2 separate regions of the Homo sapiens genome follow, and region 1 is linked to region 2. The links are chromatin contacts, found by Hi-C in ENCODE. All regions are on one chromosome and are shown on one strand. The core of a region is the stretch at or near the end of the contact, and the rest is flanking DNA. Distances in the headings are between cores, read along the strand shown.

The links. A loop is a pair of places that touch in the nucleus more often than their neighbours do. Pooled maps may share reads with other maps.
Region 1: a loop to region 2 is called in a map with no recorded cell type, with 13 times the contacts of the local background. The contact joins the enhancer-like site here to the promoter of SIDT1 in region 2. A Hi-C loop is called at or near these places in 3 of 37 single-sample maps with no recorded cell type and 4 of 50 pooled maps.

What each region holds. Positions count from the first base shown.
Region 1 is chr3:115,656,862-115,660,169 of GRCh38, reverse strand. The region is part of intron 1 of GAP43 (growth associated protein 43); the gene reads right to left. Among named protein-coding and RNA genes, the nearest start is that of GAP43, 35 kb to the right of the region's middle. RefSeq lists silencers at 1,234-1,303, 1,484-1,713 and enhancers at 635-1,506, 1,507-2,379. Within about 2 kb of position 1,274, at least 35 of the 41 ENCODE cell types and tissues checked have a DNase peak (open chromatin) inside an H3K27ac peak, as active enhancers do.
Region 2 is chr3:113,530,666-113,533,948 of GRCh38, reverse strand. SIDT1 (SID1 transmembrane family member 1) reads right to left here and starts at 1,394. Exons shown (of 25, transcript NM_017699.3): 1 at 706-1,394. The coding sequence starts at 927. RefSeq lists enhancers at 503-632, 1,103-1,432, 1,573-1,762, 1,783-2,002 and a silencer at 783-832.

The DNA.
Region 1 (3,308 bases), core at 25-2,524, 2.1 Mb before region 2:
ACTTGACCTGCATGCCTCTATGAACTGTTAAATAAACCACCTCAACAGGAAAGCAGACACCATCCTTTAGGCATCTAATTCCTACCCTCTCAGAATGCAGTAACAAACCCTTCATGATTCAGCAAAAAGCTAAACATTCCCCCAAAGCCTCTGCGATGAAAAAAGTGAAAGATTCTAAAGAAATGTCTCCCTTCACAAGTTTTAAAGCCAAGTTTTTAGCTGTGTTGAAAATCTGAATGGAACTCACTGTCCTAGTTGCGGGGGAGGGGGCTGCTAAAAATAAATAAATAAGATACGCGAATCACTGTTATCCTCTACCACAGTTGGCTTCAACCTATTTAAAAAGAAAAAGAGGTCAGAAAACAGAGAGGGAAGGTTCTAACCCTCATGAGCTTCCTACACTCATCACTGGCAGATGCAGTATTGTCTCTCTACAGCTCGTCTACCCTCGTGGGTCTCTTCAGTCATCAGCTTTTAGGGATGGGGACCCATTCTGACCCTAAGAAGCTTGCTGCCTGACACCTTGCCCCTCTTCCCTTTTCTCTCTCTCTAATATTTTATTTTAATTTTTCGCTCTCCTTTCATGTGGACCTGAAGCCACTTACAGCCTGTGACAAAGCCCATCACATCGTAGTGTTTAATGTTCATTCACATTATTGAATGAATGAACAAATGCATGCTGGTGCCATGTGTTTCCAAGCGAAGAGGAAATCTCACACCAAGTCTAAATTTGGCCACGTCTACAATCATCTCACTTCTTTCCACCTGCTTCGTTTACCCTCCCCCCCGAAAAAGAAACTTGTGTGCAATTGTCTATAGAACCTGCATTTCATAGTGAGAAATGGAAAGTTCAAATGAAAAAGCCTAGAAAACTTTTTAAAAATAGTAATAATCATGAAAGGCCATTGTTTTCCAAATGGGGTCTCTGGCCTTCACTCCTCAGCTGTTTGTTCCTTCCTGTGCTGTCTTCTAAAGACAGAGCATTGCTGTTTAGTTTCCAAAGGTCCGCTTTTGCTGACAAAGAAACCTTCCTGCCGGCCGCTCTTCCACTCCCCTGGCCCTGTTAGAGAAAGAGGCGCAAACAGCCCGAAGAATGCTAAAGTGCTTTTTGCCGCCTCCAAGCAAGGAAAAAGTGGGCGGTACAAGAAGGTTACTTCCAATTGACCCAGCTTTCTCTCCTCTTCCCCACCCGCTGCTTAACCTTGGCTGACCCAGGGCTGCTCAGTCCCCGGAAGCAGGCTGCGGTTGCTGCTGCGGGTGGGAGCTGAAGGCGAGCGGGCCAAGAAGGGCGAAGGAGAGAGCCCGGCGCATCGCCCCTGGGTGCCCTCCTCCCGCGGAGAGACCTGGGGCCCTGGGCTGACGCTTTTGTTCTCCAAGCCCCTGAAAGAAGCAATTATCTCCCAAACAAGAGATTGTGGAGATTCGTTAAAAATGAAAGCGAACTCCCGGGTGTTCGGGGAGCAAGAGGCCTCCCCGGAGGTCTGCGGAGTTGGAGGAGGAGCCCCGCGGACCCCAAGCGCCGTGTCGCTGCCTCTGGGGGGCTCTCCGTGCAGCGGGCGGAGGCCGCGCCACGCCCTGCGGTCCCCAGGGTCTCAGCGGCTGAGGCCACGCCCGCAGCACGGCCGCGAGCCCGCGCGGGTGGGGGCGCAGAGAGCCGGTGACTGACGGCAGCCGGGGAGAAACAAAGAGATGAGATCACACTGCAGAGCCGCCGAGGGAACGCCTAAAGAAGGCAGAAAATGAGACGCGAAAAGGGCCTCATGGAGTCAGAACGCAGAAGGTGGGGTAGGAAGGCCAAGGCAGAGAAACGAAGCCCTGACTTGGAGAAGGGAAACCAGGCAGTTTGTAAGCCCAAGAGTAAGAAGCAAAGTGGGGAGAAGGAAGACAAGCCAGAACCAGCCCTACTTAGGAAAAAAAAACCAAAAAAGTTTGCTTCAACCCTCTCCTCTCCTCTGCTGCCCGTCACGTTGTTCTCTAAACTCTGATGATTTGTGTCAGTTCTTTACATCGTATTTTGTTTTGTTTGAGTCTGGGGTCTAAGGATGGGCTTCAGAGTATCCCTGAAGTAGTGTGCAGTATGTTTGGTTTATATGATTATTTCAGTGTTGAATGCTCATAGCTTTTTTATATGTCTAAGGTATGTAATACCCCGAAGAAGGTTAACTGTTTCTAGGCCGCACCATTGTGGAAAAGAAAAAACAAATAGAAAACAGCTAACATGGAAATGTTACCAGGGATGAGGAATTTAGTAATACCTTGTCTCTTTGGTTAATCAGATTAATACCAGTCATCTAATCAAAATAAACATTTTTGGCTGGGTACGGCGGCTCACGTCTGTAATCCCAGAACTTTGGGAGGCAGAGGTGGGGAGGATTGCTTGAGCTCAGGAGTTCGAGGCTAGCCTGGACAACATAAGGCAATTGTGTCTACAAAATATATTATTTCATATATTATTAATATATGTTACATTGGTTTTGCCTGGGGCTCCTTGAGGCAAGTCACCAAAGGAGCAAGGCCAAATCTCATCACATAAGATTATTAACTAGAAAAGACTAATTTGTTCTAGGGCCATACTTGTACCTGATAGCTTCTCACCCAACTGTAAGTTGATTAAGGGCAGTGACCTTATCTGGTTTGTCATTTTAACAGCAGCTCCTAGCATAGTCCGTGGGACTTAGCAGGTACTGAAAAAATATTTGCGAAAGAAATTAATGAATTAACAAGTGAAAGATAGTCTTCTCCCCATCTCCCCATAAACTGATCAATACCCAAGAGGCCCGGGATCAGTTTCACCATCTGGTGGTAACTATGGGTAGTTGAACAAAATCTCACCCAGTGTTCCTTTCTTCGTCCTGGGGGTGAACACACACCTAAGCAGTCTTTCTCCTTAGACCTAAGCAACTCACCTCTCCTACACTTCCACTTTAGCTCATCGCTTGCTCACATAAGCCACTCATTTCCTCTTTTATTCTCTTTTTATCTGTTTTCTCTTTGCCCTCTCCCCACATGATGTTTCTTCCAACCTTTGCCCATCATAAGAAATCATTTTATCCATCCCTCCTTTCATTTATCTTGAGACTCTCATTATGACACAGAAGTAACTAATACAAAAGAGTTTTGCTATAATTTTCATTCTCAGTACTGTTGAGGGTGGGCTACCATAATACTTGTAGACTAGAAAAGGGAAATTATACGCAAGTACGTGTGTATATAGTTTTTTATATTTTTGCATTTTTAATGAAATTATATATGAGGAAATGGTTCTATTACACTCCGAAGCCCAGTAACATTATTTTCTTCTATGTTTC
Region 2 (3,283 bases), core at 145-2,644:
TTCCCTCCTTATCTTCCCTCAACTTTTGTCAAAAATAGGTCTAGAACTTTCACACAATTATCCATCCTTATTTAAAATCAAAACCTGGATTGATCAGCTGATGGCTGCAGTTCTCACGTCTTTGCCCAGGTCTTCTGGCGTCTCTGAAGCACAACGTGTGACAATGGCACAAAAACGCAGGAAGTGACTGTTGAATGCACAGAGGTTCTGCAGCTTCCGTCCATTTTCACACAATTTCCATTTTAGATTCTGAGCAGTTCTCCCTCCCCATGCGCTATGAAATAGAAGGGTCTGGCTGAATCAGCCACTTGAAATTAGGTTTCTTCCCTGCAGGGGATTAGGAACCGAGGTGCGGTTCTTCTTCGCACTCCACACCACACCCCGCAACCCTAGAAATCAGGACTTTCCTGGAGAAAGACCCAGCAGGGACCCAGGACCCGCAGACGGTGCGGGGAACTGGTGCCTCTGCAAAGCCCAGCAATGCCCTTGACCAGGCCAGGAGAGGCGCGAGGCGAAGCAGAGTTGTCCCCGAGGCGTGTTGAGGCAGCTAGGGCAGGGCAGCGATTGCTTCGGAGGAGAAAGGGAAAGAAAGTCCCCTGGTCCCCGAAGTCTCCCAAGGTCAATTCCCAGGGGACTCCAAAGCAGCGACGGGGCTCTGAGATCTGGCAAGTTCTAGGAGTCGAGCGAGGGGAGCGAGTGTCTTACCTGGTCGGGCTGGCTGGTGTAGTTGAAAGAGTAGATGTTCTCGGTGCTGAGGTTCACCACCCCGCTGTAGACATGATCGAAATCGGCGCCCCTGGCAGCGTCGAAGGGGTCGCGGCGCGGTGCCGGGGGCTGCCTGGGGGATTTCGCCGGGTGCCCGGGCGACGCCGCCAGCAGGAGCCAGGGCAGCGCGCAGAGCAGCGCGAGCCGCAGGCAGCCGCGCATGGTGGGCACCGCGCCCGGGCTCGAAAGCGGAGCCACCCTGGGGAGGGGGCGAGCGCAGAGAGGGTCCTTCCAAAGCCCGGTGCAGGGCCAGGCGTCCGCTTCAGAGCCGAGCGGGTGATGCCTGGCGAACCCAGCCGGCCAGGGCTGGCAGCGTGCTGACGAAGGGCCGATCAAATACTGATGCTGCCGCCTGGGGTCTCCACTGGAGGTCACGGGTGGAGAGTAGGGCGGACTGGAGAAGTGGAGATGTGGGGCTGCTGATTTTCCTCCGGCTTCTAAGTCCCCCGTTTCTCATCGCCGAGAATCCCCCCACTTACCCAGCCAGAATTTAGACCGATCTCTTCTCCCTCAACCTCAATAACAGCAATAATAAAAAGGCATTGGAGTCATTAAAAAGAAATACCCGCTAGTCTCGAAAAGTCAACCTGACGCCACATCGAGGAGGAAATTCGGTCTGTTTCAAATACGTGTGCACCCTGGCTGCAGGAGAAGAAATAGAAAGCAAAAGAGCCCGTCCCCCAAGAGGGTGCGCGAGTTCGCTTTCCCAGGCTGCTACCTGCAGAGAACTCTTGCCTGTCTGAACGATAATTACTCTCTATTCTCCCCTCTCTAATAGAACCTCTCCTCAGACACCTGTTTTATTTCTTTATTACCTCCTACTCTCCATGGAGAGTCTCACGTCATCACGTTCTCTCCCTCACCATATGTGTATGTATGTAAATATGTACAGTTAAAAAAAAAAAGATATGGTAAAGAGAACAATTTCCAGCACTGCCTGAAGTCTGGTCCCGGAAGTTGTCAAAAAACGACTCAGACTAACTAGATTTATGCAGAAGGCATTTCTTTCCACCCCAGCCTCTTACCTACTTTACCATTGCAATGACTTCTTCCAGATTCTGAGAGAAACCCCAGGATTGTTTTTTTAAAGGCAGAAACCACAGCCTATCGTAAAAAGGAAATACTTTTCTGATAAAAATTAGGGGATTAGATTTAAAGAGTTAAAGAGGCAGGTAAGGAGCAGGGTGAGAATGGGGCCATCAGAAGACCTTGCAGAACATTGAACAATCACAATTTACGTGTGGAAGAGAACTCACTGTTTTATTTCAGCTTCATTACTGTATACTATAAAAGAATGTAATTGTGTTCAACCTGAAGGACCATTTAAAAAGAAGTCATTAAGAAGGAAAAGATCTTTTTCAAAAATTTAAGATTACAGATTAAAATCCTAGTCCTTGCCATCTTTAAAGAGATAGATTTGTTTTTGTTTTTACCTTGTCTAATTCCTTTAATTTCTTAAAACATCAAGAATGAATGCAATACATTTGTTGTAAAGTTTTCTGTGAAATCAGAAAACAATGCTGATGGAAGATTAAGTTAGTAGACTCCTTATTAGGACAATTTTCAGTTTTAAAGTTTTGAATGTTCTTGGCCAGGTGCAGTGGCTCATGCCTGTAATCCCAGCACTTTGGGAGGCTGAAGTGGGAGGTGGGCTAGCTTGAGGCCATGTGTTCATGACAAGTCTGGGCAACATGATGAAACCCCATCTCTACAAAAAATACAAAAATAGCTGGGCGTGGTGGTGCATGCCTGTCGTCCTAGCTACTTGGGAGTTGAGTTGGGAGGACTGCTTGAGTCCGGGAGGTCGAGGCTGCAATGAGCCGTGAACACCCCACTGCACCCCAGCTTGGATGACAGAGCAGGACCCTATCTCAAAAGGAAGAAAGGAAGGAAGGAAGAAGGAAGGAAGAAAGGAAGGAAGGAAGGAAGGAAGGAAAGAAAGAAATTTCTTGAAAATATATGGGTATATGGGCAAAAATACTAATTCAAAGGAGAGTCTGGGGGTAAAACTTCAAATAGAACTCACTGTTTTTGAGGAGCATAACGAAATAATTTCATCCAGAATTTGAATGACTTTAAACTGTTGTATTCAAAATATCTGTGCCTCTTTTCAAAGTTCAACAACATTTCATAAACTTGAAATCTACGAAGGTCCTGGAGGTTAGCTGGTGTGACCAGTTAAAGGAGTCTCTAGGATTATGGAGTTCTATTATGGCGTTCTTTTTAAACACTATAAGAGATGAGGAACTGGTTCTTTCACAAGTCAACACCTTCTTTTGGGGGCAAGTGTCTCATTATTAGAAAGACATTTCATATTCTTAGTTGAAATCTGCCTGTCTTCTACTCACTTGTACTAGTTCTGCCCTCTGGAGTCATAGGAATAAACCTAATACTTCTTCCACATGACAGACCTGTGGGTATTTAAATGGTGCTATGACCCTTCCTTCAAGATTTTATCTCAACTTTACGCAACTAAATTGGAAGCAAATGGAACAGATCCTTCATCATAGCATGAAAC